2 separate regions of the Homo sapiens genome follow, and region 1 is linked to region 2. A link is an interaction called in ENCODE POLR2A ChIA-PET data of the cell type or tissue named here. Cell type or tissue: B cell. All regions are shown on one strand. Each heading gives the region's core, and the rest is flanking DNA. Links, peaks and the distances in the headings are about the cores only.

Region 1 (4,399 bases), core at 152-4,151, 230 kb before region 2:
ATAATACGATCCAGTGACAATCATAAAATTTTTGTGATATATTCTTCAAGATGTATAGTGTTATAATATAGTGTTTATAATCCCTTATATAGTGTTATAATCTGCTTTTTATTCATCATACAACATAGGTAACTTTCTGTGTGATATAATTATATACTCACATGTCACCATTTTATGGTATTCTACTGGTTGAGTAGATATAAATTATTTAACCAATTCCTTGTATTCAATCATTTCAGGATGTTTTTGGTATTTTTCTGTTATAAACAATGCTCCAGTAAATATCCTTGTATATGCATCTGTGTGTATTTGTCCTTAGAGAAGTAGAATTCCAAAATTTCTTTGTGGGCAAACCTGGGGAGATATGAATTTTTTAAATCTATACCTAAGCAGACTTGTTAAAATATATTTTCTTAAGGAGAAATTTAATTGTGGTAGTAATTTTAGTTTGATCATTTGTTATATACTTTCACACCTTAGTTCCTTTTTAACCCCTCACTAGAGAATACTGTTATTCTTTGTTTCATTTTTACTAAAGTTATATATGCACATAGTTTTTTAAAAGGTCAATCAGCTCTATAAGCCTTACTAATTTCCCGTGATCCAGAGAAACAACTTTCAACTTTTTGTCTTATTTGTTTTGTATTTGCATTCACATTTTTCAATAACATGCTCATGCTGCCATTTAGTGATTTATTTTCAGTTTTAGGTATTATCTGTTGCTCTTCCACTACGAAGACAAATATTTAGTTCTTTTATCAATCTCTGGCCCATCACACCTTTTCACTGTCCCTCAAGCTACTGTTGGCCATCCTGCTTTCCTGGCCAAGCTTATACTCCACAGTTAAACATAGTTTTCACTACCTTGCATGTCCCCTCATCACTTACCCCTTTCTTGCTTTGTCTTACTCATTTGGCGAATCTACAAGTAAATCCGCTTCTCCACCTCTCATGCCTGCATAGCTGGAAAATGTCACATTCCCATGCTGACCTGTTTCTCTTTGAATTCATTATCACAAACCTCAAGCGGGTCCTTGGGGCTTCCCCTCAATCACCCTCCTTCTCTTTTAAATATCAATTTCCCACCCTTTCCTTTCTCCTCAAACCACTGTCATGTCTTTCCCCATATTCTCTCTCAAACACAGGTAATGACTGCTTCCAACCTCACTGAGGAAACTGGGACAATCAAAGGAAACTGCCACAAAGCCTCCCAGCGTGTGAATCCTTACACACTCCCTTGCTCTTGTTCCTAAAGATGCGTTGTCTCTAACCCTATCCAAGGCCAGCCTTCCCCACTGTAGATGGGAGCCTTCCCGACTAATTTACTCAGAGTCATGGGACCAAATTCTCCTGACTTTTCTCCATTTACATTTTCTCCACTCTACTGAACCATTTCTATCAGCACACAAATAATATGTTGTTTTCTAGATGGGAATAATAACACAAAACAAACACAAACAAAATAACTTTTTATCCTTTCTTTTCTGGCCACCACCCTGTTTCTCTGCTCCCATTTACAGCAAACCTCGACAGAATGGTACTCACTGTGTTCAGTCTCCCTCCTCCCACGTTCTCTCCAACCCACTCTGTATCAGCCTTTTGCTTCCACAAAGCAGATTTTTCCAAGGTCACTAGTGACCTCCACATTACCAAATTCAGTTTCTCAGTCCTCATCTGGCATGGCTGATGTCTTCCTCTTCCTGGAAATGCTTTCCTCACTTAGCTTCCAGGCACCATGTCCTCTAGCTTTTCTCTACATCACGGGCTGCTCCTTCTAGGCTTCCTGCAGTTCTACCCCTTCTCCTGGACCTCTGAATATTGAAGAGCCCCAGGACTCCACTCGTGCACATCTGATCTCCATGTGCACGCAATCCCCCTGTGATCCCTTGCAGTCACCTGAGGACTCTCAAATTCATATGTTTAGCCTAACCCACTCCCCTGAGCTCCAGAGCAGAGTATGCTACTGCTGACTCAACAGTTCCACTTGGATGTTTGATAAACTCAAACCTACCATTCAAAACTGACTGTTCATGGTCCCCCCACCAAACCTACCCCATGCATAAGCTCCTTACTTCACTCAAGGGCAGCTCTGTCCTTTTAGTTGCTCAGGCCAAAATAGGGGCAGAGGGAGCTGGGGTAATTCTCAACACCTTTCTCTCTCACTTCACATTAAATCCTACAGAAAATCCTATTGGCTGAATTGTCAGAATATATTCAGAATTCAACCATTTATTTCCCTTTCTACTGTTACCATCTTGATCTAAGCCTCCATTCTGTTTTGTCCAGATTAATGCAATAGGTTCCTATATGGTCTCCCTGCTTCCATCCAATTCCAATCCCTCCTCCCAACATAGTCTGTTCTTAATAAAGGAGCCAGAGTAATCCTTTTAAAATTAGATTGTGTTACTTTTTGGTTCAGCGTCCTAAAGCTCCTCAGTTTACTTGGGGTAAAACCCAATGTCTTACTGTGGTTTGAAAGGATGTGTGGCCGGGCGCGGTGACTCACGCCTGTAATCCTAGCACCTTGGGAGGCCAAGATGGGCAGATCATGAGGTCAGGAGTTTGAGACCAGCCTGGCCAACGTGGTAAAACCCCGTCTCTACTAAAAATACAAAAATTAGCCAGGTGTGGTGGCACGTGCCTATAATCCCAGCTACTCGGGAGACTGAGGCAGGAGACTCACTTGAACCCGGGAGGCAGAGGTTGCAATGAGCCGAGATCGTGCCATTGCACTCCAGCCTGGGCAACAAGAGTGAGACTCCATCTGAAAAAAAAAAAAAAAAAAAAAAAAATGGGCAAAAGACTTCAATAGACATTTCTTCAAAGAAGATACACAAATGGTCAATAAGCAGGTAAAAAGATATTTAACATCCTTAAATGTATTAGGGAAATACAAATCAAAACCACAATGAGATACCACTTCACACCCACGAGGATGGCTATGGTGAAAGAAGAAAGGAAGTAAGGAAGTTGGAAAGGAAGGAAGGAGGGAGGGAGGAAGCAAAGAAGGAATAGTGTTGGTGAGGATGTGGGGAGATTGCAAACACTGTACGTTGCTGGGAGATGTGAAATGGTCCAGCCACCGTGGAAAACAGTTTGGTGGATCCTTAAAAGTTAAACATAGAATTACCATATGACTCAGCAATTTCATTCCTAGATGTATACCCAGAAGAATTGAAAACAGGCACTCAGATACTTGTACACAAATATTCATAGGACTATGAACATTCCAGATGTTTCACTGGGGTACTCCTAATGTCATTAGTTATAGGACTTTTATCTTAGAATATTAGAATCCCCAGAGAAAAACCTTCCAACTGCCTGCCTTGAGGGTGTAACTCTGGCTGCCAGTGTTTGGAGGCTGGAAGGAGGAATAAGGCTGGATCTCAATATTCAATATGCATATAAGTTGTTGCTTAAATCTGTTGTTTTCAGCATGATAGATCCATCATCAACTATCTGTTCTTTCCCAATCCACAGAACCTCAAGTTAACTCTCTCTAGATATCCAACTGTATGTAGTCTTTCACCAAAATAGTGGAGGGAAAATTGCTGTGCTGGCCACAGTAAGGAAGGAGTCTCTGGACCTAATCTTTTTTTTTTTTTTTACACAGACTTTCAACCATTTCTTCTGTTCACATACCCACCATCAACCTTACTGAGGTGCAGTGTAGGTTGCTTCTAGGCTTTTCTTACTGCCTTTTTTAGGGTTCAGCTTTTCCAGGTCTTAGTCATTTGCCACTAGTCCTTCTATCCAGCTTTCAAAGTCTTGTTGTCATATTCTCTTCTGTTTGCCCCTGTAGATGCATGTCTTTTTAAAAAAAAAACATTTATTGCCACTTTAGTGGGATTTAGGAATGGAGTGAAGGTAAATGTGTTTAATCACCATCTTTTAATTGAGAGTAGTATTTTCAATGTAAATGTGCTCGTTTTTTCTCTTGCTAGGAAAGCCGGGTTAGTAAAGCAGTTGAAGTGATGATTCAGCACGTAGAAAACTTGAAGAGGATGTATGCCAAAGAGCACGCTGAATTAGAAGAACTGAAACAGGTTCTTCTGCAGAATGAAAGGTCTTTCAATCCTCTTGAAGATGATGGTAATAAAAGTTTATGATAATAGTATTAGTTGTGTTTTTCTACATTCTCCTCTTTTTTGCTAAGTCTTATTATTACTTCAGTATAATAAAACTCTTAGGTTAACTTTATATTAGAAAAATAATTCATTCCTGTTATTTATATAGCTAAAAGTGAGGTGTCAGAAAACAGGTTGGGACACATGAAGGATTCTTTAGTAATGACACCAAAAATTTATTAACTCAATTTAGATTACTGAGATGACAGAATATATTTAATCCAACTCATGAAGTTGACCTTAGTGTTCCCCTACTTAGGATACATTAGAAT
Region 2 (4,399 bases), core at 183-4,182:
GCGAGAGAACCAGACTCCATCTCAAAAAAAAAAAAAAAAAAAAAAGAACTTTGTAATTGTTTACTAGAAGCCTTGGGAAAGACCTTGAATTTGCAAACCTGTGAATTTTTCCACTCTGAGGACGGGAGCAGAGCCTGCAAGAATCAGACCAGCCCTGTCATTGAAGCTTTGGGCTGTCTTCTGGACTATTTTCTGTCTTTTACTCTTGAGTTAGCAGTTTCACTCTTAGTATGGTATAAGTCAAGTTTGCAATGACAGTGAGTTTCAGCACTCTGCCCAGGTGTGCAACTGTATTAAGGTGTCCATTGAACAATGCACAACGAAAGCTTTTAGATCACTGGCAGAAAATAAATAAATTGAATAAGTAAAAATTGAAAGCAGATTATAGAATTAGTTAAGCATAGTTTTTAAAGCACTATGTTTCTTTATTCCAAAAGGAATACATGTCTATTGCACAAACTTTGGAAAATGTAAGAATTTGACATGATTGTTAACAGAGCAGAGGCATTTATCTCTTAGCTGGCTTGGGGTCCATTCTCCTTTCCACATCATTTTCTCCTGTGAGAGAACAAATGTGACAAAGGGTATCAAGAAGTTTCTTTTCCTTCCCTCTTTTCAAGACTGCATCTTACAGAGGTGTGTCAGATCTAGAATTCTACATAGAGGGGCTTAGAAGTCATGTCTTGTTACAAAGAGAGGATTAAAGCTGTGAGTTTGTAAAGCATGTGACATAAGACCTGAAAAACATCAACTATTCGTTTTGAAGAAGGGCTCACAGAGAGATTTTGAAAGACAAAACCCTCCCAAGCTACACTCCTAGTGCCTCAGTTGCTACAGAGGGGTGTCCACAAGACTATTTAGTTACCTATTCCGTTAATAAGCATTTATTGAGCACCTTCTATGTGCAATGCCATAAGGTAAATCCTAGACAAAACAAGAAACAAAAATGAACAAACTGTGGTTCCCAGCTTTATGGAATTTTAAAATAACAAAAGATTTTGCTTGACATTTAGGTCATTTTCTACTAAAAATAATACTGTGATGAAATCCCTGTGGTTGAATTCTTTTGCACATCTCTGAATATTTCCTTAGGATTTATTTTTAGAAGGAGATGTGCAAGGTGTCAGCTTGATGATCTTAGAACTTGTAAAATAATCAGACAAATCAGAAGACATAGCCAGAATTTAATGGATTATTAATTTATTATCTATAGTAGTTGCGTTGTTCTAAAACTTAAAAGTACATGTAAAGAATTCAGGAGTTTGACTAAAAAGACATTTAAATGGCTGGGTGCTGTGGCTCACGCCTGTAATCCCAACACTTTGGGAGGCCAAGGTGGGCAGATCACCTGAGGTTAGGAGTTCAAGCCTGGCCTGGCCAACATGGTGAAGCCCCATCTCTACTAAAAATACAAAATTAGCCAGGCATGATGGCACATTCCTGTAATCCCAGCTACTTGGGAGGCTGAGGCAGGAGATCACTTGAACCTGGGAGGTGGAGGCTGCAGTGAGCCAAGATCATGCCATTGCACTTCAGCCTGGGCAACAAGAACAAAACTCAGTCTCAAAAAAAAAAAAAAAAAAAAAAAAGCCATTTGAACATCTCAGAAGCCAAAGAAATATAAAATCCAATCCACTCAAATGAGAAAGCTTCAAAAGTGAGTGTTACAGATCCCAATATGATTTGAAAATTAGGTAATAAGATGACTCACATCTAAGGACTTTTGTTTCAAATGATGAAATCTCTGTTTCAGGCTATAAATAGGGCTCAATACGCCAGTATGCCCTTTCAGTGTCATAAACACCGATCGAGTGTCGTCTCAGCCTGTATCACCTGGCACCCACAAAGCTTCAGCAAGTCAATCCATAAATTACACAGGGAGGTAATCCTCCAAACTGTGAAGGATGACATCATCACTTCCTTGATGACTAAGCCTCTTCCAACTCTACGAAGATTTAGAAAGTTTTTCATGGTATTAACATATTTTGTGTTAGGAAATCTATGTATGCTTAGTATTTTTGGTTCTTTCTTTTTCTTCCTTTTTTTTTTTTTTTTTGAGACAGTCTCACTCTGTCGCCCAGGCTGGAGTGCAGTGGCACAATCTCAGCTCACTGCAGTCTCCACCTCCCAGGTTCAAGTGATTCTCATGCCTCAGCTTCCCGAGTGGCTGGGATTACAAGAGTCCACCACCATGCCCAGCTAATTTTTGTATTTTTTAGTAGAGACAGGGTTTCACCATGTGTACTTTCAATGTTTATAATTTAGCCTATTACAGTTAACAGATCAGTTCTTAGTTTCTATTTTAAACATGTATGTTATACGTAATGGATTTAGACTTTTGATTTAAGTTGAAATTTTATTGAGCTGATCTATGTATTAAAATAGTGAAAAGATCCTAAAGCTCATTGTATTTATAAGCTTATTAGAGTCATGGTTTATTTGGTACCAGGAAAGTTTGTTTGTTAGAACAGACAATTACAGTGTTGAAAAGAAAATGAATGTTTAAATCTATAGAGTTTAAGGTATTCGAAGGAGCCCCTTTATCTTTAAATGAGATTAAACATAATTGATGGCCCCTAAATATAATTGTTATTAATTACTGGACTTTTGAATAATTCTTTGAATTTAACACCTTAATGAAGAGCTACTGTTTAGAACTTGTCATTTTAATTTAAAAGTTCAAAATAATCATTTTTACACAGAAAATTCTCTTTCAAAGACGCCAAAAAAAATACTCACTTAGAATTAATATAAATGCACAATTCTAGGCTTTTAGTACCTATTAGGCTGTCTATATTTGAAATTTTAAATTCTCTATCCCTGAGTAATCACAAAGTTATCCTAACAACACATTTTAAATATTTCTTTCTAATCTCTCTGTCTCTGTCTCTCTCTCTCTCTTTTCTCTTCTTACTGAATTTTGAATAGTCTAGGTCTAGGGCACACACTCTGACCATGTTTATGAGCTGATTAGCATAATAAAATTATAGGCGAAAAAATAAATCACTTAAAGGTACATAGAAGAAAAATAGAAAGTTATATAATTTTCTTCAGTGAGGATATAAATGCATGCTTTGGATATCCAGAGATTCAAACGAAATCCATTGGTTGGAAAGCTTTTATATTAGAGGAAAAAAGCTTTCATTACCAGAGGGGGAAAAAAGAATTGAGATGACTTTATGAAAGAACCACAAAACTAATTAAAGTTCTGTGAAAGAGGCCCCATAGGGAAAGGCTTAAAGATGTGGGATATTTAAACTGCAGAAAACTGAGGTGAAGTGTCTAGACAAAGTGGTTTGACTAAAGTTGGCTTTTAAATACTGGTTGAAGTTCTTCCAATAACTGGCCCCCTTATAAAGCAAATAAAGCTTATTTTAAAAATTCTTCAGCTGACCTATGAAGTGTAGAATTTAAGGATCTTTAAATATAGGAAGAGATATTCTATGAAGTATATACTAAACAGACATTTTCTTTCCTTTACAGATAGTGCAAAGGCAGAATGAGCTACAGCAAGAAAATTGTAGGTCGACATTAGAAAAATTTGTAGATCTAAGATTGCATTATACAAATAATATACTGGATGATCCTTTTTGGAAGGAAAAAGAAACTAAAATGCATAGAAAGCATTCTTTCTTAGTAGATGAATGTAAAAGGTGATGAGAAAATCACAGGGTGAAGGCACAGGGAAGAGAAGGGAGGATAAGTAGCCACTGGGCTTGGTCAAATCCTAGACAAAAGGTTAGAGAGGTCAAACTCAGCCATTTAATGCCCCTGCCCCTTCTCACATTCAGGTCCAGGAAACTAGCTTCTTGGGATTCTCACTTTCACAGTCGCTGCTCTGAACTCCACCAGTCTTACTCTAAGCCATCTAGCCAACTTCTCCCCATCACTCAGGGCTTTGTTTTTTCTAATTAGATAAAAATCGCTCATCAGGAAAAGTGGCATTTATCAAGGTGTTAATGGGTACCCCTCGGCTAATGTTATCTTTGTCCAAATATCACATTTGCTTTATAATCAGATTTCTTGAATATTTATAACTTTACTAAAAGGAATGACTTTAACAATAGAACTCTCTAGAACTTTTTTAGGTCAGGATGGGAGGGAGAAGAGTTTTGAGGGATCCAAACACTCCATGTACATTGGTTCAACAGCTAATTATTAAGCACTTTCTGTTTCAGACACAGTTCTAAGCACATGCTATAACTTCATATAGTGAAAAGTACTACGAATAAAAGACAACAAGGTGATGAGATAGAGATGAATGGGTAGAGCTGGGATAGGTGGTGCTGGTGGCTACTTTTTCTAGATCGTGCAGTCTCGGAACTCCTTTCTGAGAAGGTGATGCTTGAGCTGAGAATCTGAGTAAGATGGAGCTTGTTAGGTTAAGCTTTGGAGGCAG

The links. Peaks named below come from ENCODE experiments on the same cell type or tissue, not always from the same donor. Only the 100,000 strongest peaks of a DNase experiment are listed, where the experiment ranks them.
Region 1: POLR2A ChIA-PET joins it to region 2 with 8 read pairs; 1 of 35 experiments calls an interaction of 5 or more read pairs at or near these places.

What each region holds. Positions count from the first base shown.
Region 1 is chr12:25,097,234-25,101,632 of GRCh38, forward strand. IRAG2 (inositol 1,4,5-triphosphate receptor associated 2) reads left to right here. Exons shown (of 22, transcript NM_001366544.2): 16 at 3,945-4,092. Among named protein-coding and RNA genes, the nearest start is that of IRAG2, 47 kb to the left of the region's middle. In B cell, for the core only: no CTCF peak of the experiment used is centred there; no DNase peak of the experiment used is centred there; H3K27ac peaks cover 3,178 bases.
Region 2 is chr12:25,332,165-25,336,563 of GRCh38, forward strand. No RefSeq gene overlaps it. Among named protein-coding and RNA genes, the nearest start is that of KRAS, 83 kb to the left of the region's middle. In B cell, for the core only: no CTCF peak of the experiment used is centred there; a DNase peak (open chromatin) is centred at 1,867; H3K27ac peaks cover 365 bases.